2 separate regions of the Mus musculus genome follow, and region 1 is linked to region 2. Evidence: chromatin contacts called from ENCODE Hi-C or POLR2A ChIA-PET data. All regions are on one chromosome and are shown on one strand. The core of a region is the stretch at or near the end of the contact, and the rest is flanking DNA. Distances in the headings are between cores, read along the strand shown.

Region 1 (4,090 bases), core at 978-3,477, 100 kb before region 2:
TGGACCAGCTGTCAGTCAGGTCCAGCACACCCTGGGCGTCCTCTCCACAGCCAGTTTCTTTTCTCGCTCTTCCATCCACACAGGTATTTCCCTTTACAGAGACATGGCCTCCACCCAGAAATCACGTCGCTGGGTTGGGGCTGAGGTGTCTATGTCTCTTGGTTGTGGTTCTACATTAGTGACTTTAATAGTCACGGTAATCATTATAAAAGGAACACCAGAACCTGGCATTCTGTTGTCCCTGTCCTCACAGGTCACTCTAGAAATAGAATTCCCAGGAGATGGTGCAGAATGAAAGAGACTAAAAAAATTAAACCAAACAAACAAAAACCACTTTACTGCACTGGACATTCCTCCCTCCCTAAATTTTCATCTACATACAAACCTCAGATGCCAGACAAGTTCAAAGTCTCACACGAAAACTGCCACGAGGCCATTCTCTTTCCTTCCCCATCCCGCTCAGTGCTTCTCAGCCTTCCTAATGCTAAGACCCCATGTAGTGGTGACCTCCAACCATAAGATCTCAGCAAGTGAAGTCATGGAGTAAACCCAGCCACGTTTTAGAAACCAGGTAAGAAGGGACTGGCCTTAGCAATGAACCAGAATCCTCTAGAAATGCCACAGGTCAGTGACCTTTGTGAAAGTGCTCCAGGTTGTCTTAAGAAAGTTGTGAACCTTTCTGCTCACTACAGGGCCCAGTGTTCACTGAGCTGGAGGAAGGGAAGACACAAGCTCCTCTTGGTTTATCTGAGACACCACAGATTGTACAGGCAGCTTCTTACTCCTTGGGAGTGAACCCGACTAACCAGTGGTTACACCTGGAGAAGGTGGTGGACTAACCTGGTGAATTTCCCTGCAGCAAAAGTTCAGATGATTCCAAATTCATGCTGACAGTCTACCACCAAGACTGCTGGTTTTTTAAACACTTGAGACAATTTGGGGATTCCCCCATGCTAGTATCACCAAGGACTGTGCCCTCACATCCTGACAACCATAGAGGCAGGAGTGGGAGGTATGGCCTTTGCCAGGGTAATTGGGTCATGGAGGCAGAGCCTTCCTTAATGGGACCCAGGAGTTGCCATACCATTTGCATTAGAAGTGTGCAGCCAGTTAGTCCTCCTAGAACCTGACTCACACAGGTCTGTCAAAAGCACATTGCTGCTCATAAGTTGTCTGGTCTGTGGTGATGGATTATAGCACCTAAGCACCTATCCTAAGTTAGGGTATAGCCAGTCCACACTACAATTTCTGAAATTATATTTAGTTTCCATTAAATGATATGATACCACATCTGGAAACAGACTGTTGGGCAATGCAGCTGGTTTCTTTCTGTTTTGCCTAATGGCTGACCCTGTTAATAGTGTTATGGTCTCAGGTTCCCCCACTTACCATTTTAAACTGGAGTCAAGGGGTCAGTTATCTGGGGGCTGAGGATGTCTATAGCTCAGTGGTACTTAACTGATATGTGTATGCAGGAGGGGCTAATATGATTTCTAACACTATAAAAGGAGGAAAGCTATTTTTAGAATGGAAAGATAAAAATGTTTAAAGTCTAAATATTTGACCTTTTACTGAAAAACCCCCAAGGCCAGAACAACACTAACAGCCTACTCAACACAAATACACCGAACAAGCTATAGAGATTGATTCACCTACATCTGAGAATGAATCTGGCCAGGAGAAGAGTATAAAGCAGGCATTTGGTCAGGCTTCTCTTGGCATCTCTGCCATTCATGGAGACCCTAATTTACATTTGTCTTTGAGCCATGAGTTCATCACCTGCTCAGTGCTTCTCCCCAGTTTTAAAAGATCTTCAAGAGACATAATGCTAAGTGGTCCAGGGCCAGTGCTCCATGACTACCACCACCAGGCTCAAGGAAGGCACCAGGAAGGGTCAGATAGGCAGGGGCCTGTACCTGGGAGGGGTGAGATAGGTGGGGGCGTGTACCTGGGAAGGCAAGGCTAGTTATGCACTTTTGTGGCAGGAAAGGTGTAACGGATTTTGTTACAAGCCATGATGAAACCTCAATAGGATAGATCCACAAAAAACAAAAACAACAACAAAGCCACCGATACATTTCTCAATGTCTTCTAAAGGCTACTCTGACAGTCATGCAAATCTGCAATCTTTGGAGCCAATCAAATTCAAGGATAGTCACAAAGCAAGAGCAAAGCAGCTCTGCCCTGAGTCCCCTCCAGCGCCGGACTGAGCTCAGGACTGGGCTGCCTGCCAGGGCGCAACAATAGTCAAAGGGCAGGCTCGAGGAGAAATGTTAACTAGAAATTAATATCTAAGTGTCAGGAGTCTTCAGACTTAAAATAACTGTGTCTCCACCCAAACCTGGGACTGACCTATAATGCCAAAATGCCCAAAGAAACAAGATGAGTCGGTACCTCAGGAATGTGGGAGGGAAAGGGCAGGCTGTGTTCTATATAAAGAGGAAAGCCAGGAGCTGCTGTTTGTGCAGGGCTCAACTCAAAGCCTGGCCTCTATACTAATCAAGTAAACAGCTCTACTGTGCCAAGACCATGAAACATCAGGATTTCTCCAGAAATGACTTGGTTTATAAGGAACCTATCTAGACTTTTTTTTTTTTTTTTTTTTTTTATTTATATGAGTACACTGTTGCTGTCTTCACACACACCAGGAGAGGGCATCAGATCTCATTACAGATGGTTGTGATCCACTATGTGGTTGCTGGGAATGGAACTCAGGACCTTTGGAAGAGCAGTCAGTGCTCTTACCCGATGAGCCGTCTCTCCAGCTCCTATCTAGACTTTTATCTCTATGTTAAGTGCACACGTGAGGATAAGAATGTGCATATATATATATTCATATACCATATTGAGGACAAAGTCTATGTTAGTTGTCTTCCCCTATTGCGTTCCACTTGTCTGTTTTATTTCTTGTGTGGGTGTTTTGCCTCCATGTATGCCTGTGTACCATGTGCATGCCTGGTGCCCTTGCAGGCCTTAATGGGATGTTGAGTCTCCTGGGACTAGAGTTACAAACAGTTTGAGCCACTATTTAGGTGACGGGAATCAAACCCTGTCAGGGGATCTGCAAAGCTTAGACCTTAGCAGCCCCTACCAAGGCCTCTACCTCTAAAGCGGTGGTCACTCCATATTTTTCCTACATTGAAATTACAAGAGTTAAAAGTATAAAATACAAAGCATTAATAGTAACCCAAACAGATCCTTAGGTTCATCTGAAGGACAGAGGCACTGATGCTCAGATCGTGAGAACGCCACAGACCCAGCTAGGTCTGGCCCAGCACTTCAAAAGCCAATCCGAGCAGCCCGCAGAGTGCTATGGATAAAGCCCTACGGGTGTTAGCGCCTTGCCCAGCCCAGCCCTCCATGTCCTTGTTAGAGCACAGAACATGGGCTGGTTCCTTGGAACAAGTGCTAAGTTTTCCTAATAAGATAGAGAGAGAACGTTAGAGTGGTGTTCGCTCTTAGCTACTCTGAAATGAACCCCACCTCCCGTGGCAGAGCTATACCAAGGCTTGTCTCAGACAGAAGCTCTGAGACAAACTGCTGAGTCTGGACCCCGTTGCTTCCTCACCAAATTACATTACTGTAAGAGGAAAGAAAGCCTCGCAATTTTCAGAATGCTGGATCCAAAAATTGCCTAGTAACGGCTTGAAGTTGTAGCCCTGAATGTTATATGACACCTGCAATTTTTACACTGTTTTTTTTAAAGTAAACATTTACAGTTGATTATAAATCCTGAGGTCAAATTCACTTTTATGCGCCCACTCAACATGACTCTTCATTGACTGCCTTCCAAAGCTCACACTATCCTGGAACTCACACTCCTCCCAGTGCTAGGTCACATGTGTCACTGTGCCCAACCACAATGGATTTTTTTTCTAATTTTTTAAAAATACTAATGTTGTGACCAAAGGGGCGGAAAAAAAAAAGAATCTACAAATTTACATGCATTACAACTATGTGAAAATCTATTTACAAAGAAAAATAACACAGGACCATCAAGATGCCTCAGCAGGTAAGAGCACTTGCCACCAAGCCCACTAACCTGACCTCAATTCCATGACCCACATGGAGGAAGGAGACAATACTTACA
Region 2 (4,149 bases), core at 591-3,090:
AAAAAAAACAAAAAAGTGGTGTTCCTCTCTAGTCCATATAATGGAAGTGAAGTATCAGCTGGCCAGTAGCCACAGCTACTTTTAAAATAGCTTGTCCTTTTATTATTTATTCACATATTTGTGTATTGAGATAGGCTCTTAATCAGTATCTGAGACAAGCCTCAGACATAGGAAAATCCTATCTTGGCTTCCTGCATGCTGGGATTACAGGCAAGAGCCACAATGTCAAGCAAAATAACTTATTTTGTTTTCCTCTCATTATGAATCAAGAACACCACACACACACACACACACACACACACACACACACACACACACACACACAGAGCCTTCAGACCCTATCTGCAACATCTGTGGAGTTAGAGTAAGACACAAATGTTGGCCCACATAGCATCTGTCTAAACACTTAGATATTAGATGGAGCATTAGGGTATATCACAAAGCCTAGTCCAGTGGTCCAGTGGTCCAGTGGTCCAGTGGTCCAGCGGAGCTGGGGGTAGAACATGGGGTTGCTTGTGTACAAGGCAACCTTCTACCACAGAGCTATGTCCCCAGAGCCACAGCATTTTTAAGCCATGTTGTTAGTACCCTGGAGGAAGAGACCCAAAAATTGCTGCAAGTTTGTGACTAGTCTGGGCTACATTGCAAGACTGAGTCTTAGGAAACAATAGTGATTTTCTTTTTCTGAATAAAACAACCTATGTGTGACTTATCCACAGAAGTTGATGGCTGATGATGAATAAACCTATAGCACTGGAAGCATTTGAAATAATCAGAAGATAAAGTTTTCATTAGTAGAAACATGGATGCCAGATTGTAGATCTGTTGAATTACTGGTGGAGGGGAAGGGGGAAGGGGGAAGGGGGAAGGGGGAAGGGGGAAGGGGGAAGGGGGAAGGGAGAAGGGTTGTCTGAAATTCTATTCTTTGTGTGGTGGCTTCGAGGGTCCTGTTTCTGCTGGGTGGGAAACGCAAGTTGAGTAATTTTGAGAAGGGAGTCAGGAGAAAGGCCAGTCTGACAACTCATTGTGTGGGGTGTGGAGGAGATCGTACGGTAGTTGTGAGGAAAATCTAGGAAGTCTGAGGACAGAAAGAAGTTCTAACTAAGATCGTTTTTTTAGGAAGTTGGTGCCAGTTGTCAGGGAAGCCGCAGTGGTAACCTGTACTTTGAAGTTGGACTCGGACCTATTTTTACATGCCCAGGCGGGAGACAAACCTCAAAGCAGGTGCTGACCCAGGCAGCCCCAGGCAGCTAACTCTGCTTAGATCCACTGTGTGGTGGCTCCCACGAGTGACTCCACAGTATAGAAAGAAGGTCCCCACACTGGGCCACCAGCCCTCTCTGTGCAGGGGTCAGCCAGAAATTAGTGTCAGTGAGACATCACAGGAAGGGTGTTGGAAACATCCAGAAACAGGAAGTAGGTATCTTATTTGTCAGAAAAGGGACAAGGAAGCAGCTTGCCCTAGGTCATGTGGCCTCAAGGGTACATGCCTCAGAGAGAAGGAGAGAGAGAGAGAGAGAGAGAGAGAGAGAGAGAGAGAGAGAGAGAGAGAGAGAAACACCATATAAAGGCAGAGACTCCTCACTCTCCATTTCAGTCCACCTCTAAACATTCTATCTTACAAACCCAGGTAGCCCTGTCTCTGAGTCCGTGGGAGTCAGTCTCCGTTACTTGTAGATGAAAATACTCTGACACTAATTGAAGTTCAAAGAGGGAATTCCCGTAAAGGGCTGAGATCTTAACCAACACAGTCTGGACTCGGCTCATGCCAAGTAGATCTGGGCCACATCCCGTATTCTCTCCGCATCACATCCCCGCACTGCTTCGGTTCCTAGAGCACTCTGCATCCTCTCCCTGCCAAGCTGCCCTCCCAAATCCCACCCCCCACTTACCCCTCAGCCTCGTCCCCCACCCACCCCACTCTGGCTCAGCTTCGGAGCTGTGGAACAGGGCTGTTCAATTTCTGAAGCTGTTGACTCCAGACAGATTTCCTTGAGCCCTGGCTGCTGAAGTTGGGTTTTTTTGTTTTTTTGTTTGTTTGTTTTTTCTCTGCAGAGTCTGTGTCTCTCCTAAGCAGAGACCTTTTCAAACACTGCCTTGACTGCTCTTTATGAGTCACCGATCACCCTTATCTTTGAGGTGGGTGCACAGTGACCAAACCTTCTGTTTCCTCCACCTCCCGGCTTGAAGCTTCAGGCGAGGACAAAACCCAGGGCTTTGTGTGCTAGACAAATACTCTACCAACTGAGCTAAATCCCTAGCAACTGAAATGTATTAGTGTATATCGATTATGCAAGTAATGGGGTTCCACTATGACATTTCCACACGTGTTAATAGTATATTTTTATCATCTCTCCCAGTCTCCCTAGTGATCTTTTTCTTTTCGCCCCTCTGGTTCCCTTCTACCTTCACGCCCTTTGGGAGGGTGGCCCATGCATTTCAGTGGAGTTGCTTATAAGAGTGTGGGCCCCTTACCAGTGCTTTCGGCGGTTTTTTTGACACAGAGTCACGTGTATCCAGGCTGTTTCCGAACTCACTGAGTAGCTAAGGGTGACCTTGAGTTCCTGACCTTCCAGCCTCCGCTTCCTAAATACCAACACCAGAGCAACCTGGTTCAATCCCCTCTGCCTTTTATTGTACATTCATTGCTAGTACAAAGTATGGGCCTTCCCCCACCCACCCTCACCCCCTTAACGTTACCATCTATCCCTTTAAAATGTACGGTCCAGAGCTGGGGCTGTATCCCAGAGGAAAGTCACTCAATGCTGGTACAAGGCTTTGTGTTTGATCCCTCCCTTTGTTTGTTTGTTTGTTTGTTTGTTTGTTTGTTTTAGTATGCTTATAAATTCGGCTGAGTCCTTCGTATTGCCTATAATTTCAGGAGATTTGCATTGTTCCCAAAAGAAACACTCCCTGTTGGCAGCCCTCCCCCCATTTGCCTCTCCTCCCAGACTCAGGCCGTCTGTTTTCTGTCTCTCTAAATTTGCCTGTTCTGAACATTTTCAAATAAATGAAGTTTTACAGCCTGTGGCTTGGTGTGTCTGGCTTCTTTCACTTGGGCTGATATTTCTCAAGGGTCAGCCAGTTGTAGCATGCACCAGTATTTTATTCTTTTAAATGGTTCAACCGTACTCCATGCCATGGCTCCTTCCCATTTTGTTTGTCAAAGCCGAGGGACATTTGACTTGTTTCCGCATTGGGACTATGATGCTGCAGGATGCCACTGTGAGGATCTGTAGACCAGGACTTGTGCAAATGCACATTTTCCAATGCTCTTGGGATACCTAGGAGTAGAAATGCGGGGCTGCGTGGTTTCTCTGTTTAGCTTTTTGAGAAACTGTCAGAATGATTGCCAAAGTGGCTACAGCTTTTTCCATTCCCAGCAGCAGTGGGTGTGGGCTGAGGCCTCCACATTGTAGTATAAAAGTCAATGTGAGGAAAGTTATTTGAGGTGAACAAGAATGCTGAGGAGGACTGAGCTCACCAATCTGTCAATCACTGATACCCTAGAGCTCACAGTGACGAGCAAGATCAACTTCAGATTGAATAACTCATGTCACCAAAACTATCTGTAGTTTTAGAAAGCATTCAGACCCATGGGTAGAAAAACCGCAGTAACTTTACAATTGAAAGCCACATAGCACCGGCTTTTGCCTAAGTCTAAGTCATCCCCTACTGGGGCTTAGACATGTCTGGGCCTGCTGAGGACACTGGGCTGCCAGAAACTATTTTTTAAGAGAGACCAGTGAGTTTGGGAGAGAGCAAATTCATTTAGTGGAAGAGAGACGGAAACAGAAATGCTTAAGGCTCCTGACAGACACTGGCTGTGTGGTAGCATCACTTCGATAATAGGTGTGTCATGGTTTCCAGAGTATCTGCCTCCACTTGAACGTGCCGTGTCAAGGTGGTGGTGATGTTCTCTAGGGGGTGGTGACTGGGAATATCAGAGGTGGCTTTGAATCACCTTCAAACAACCGATGGGCAGTACGGGGCTGGGCAGCTGACATCACTGCAGATGGAGGTGGTACTCATAGGAACCCTGCGCTTTTCAGTAAGCTAGGTGAGATTCTCCCTGGAGACTCCCAGATGAGACACCATTGGGGGACAATAGTTCTCTATCAAGGGGAAGGGCTAGGAAACATACAGATC

The links. Hi-C counts contacts between places; a loop is a spot of excess contacts on that map. ChIA-PET counts read pairs that join two places held with the same protein, here RNA polymerase II (POLR2A).
Region 1: a map of adrenal gland shows a loop between it and region 2 (2.4-fold over the local background). The contact joins two enhancer-like sites. A Hi-C loop is called at or near these places in 1 of 37 maps with a recorded cell type or tissue (adrenal gland). POLR2A ChIA-PET finds 5 or more read pairs at or near these places in 1 of 5 experiments (embryonic stem cell).

The regions. Positions count from the first base shown.
Region 1 is chr13:112,860,337-112,864,426 of GRCm38, reverse strand. The region is part of intron 4 of Plpp1 (phospholipid phosphatase 1); the gene reads right to left. Among named protein-coding and RNA genes, the nearest start is that of Plpp1, 62 kb to the right of the region's middle. Within about 2 kb of position 2,227, at least 1 of the 3 ENCODE cell types and tissues checked has a DNase peak (open chromatin) inside an H3K27ac peak, as active enhancers do.
Region 2 is chr13:112,757,956-112,762,104 of GRCm38, reverse strand. No RefSeq gene overlaps it. Among named protein-coding and RNA genes, the nearest start is that of Gm41067, 8.6 kb to the left of the region's middle. Within about 2 kb of position 1,840, at least 2 of the 3 ENCODE cell types and tissues checked have a DNase peak (open chromatin) inside an H3K27ac peak, as active enhancers do.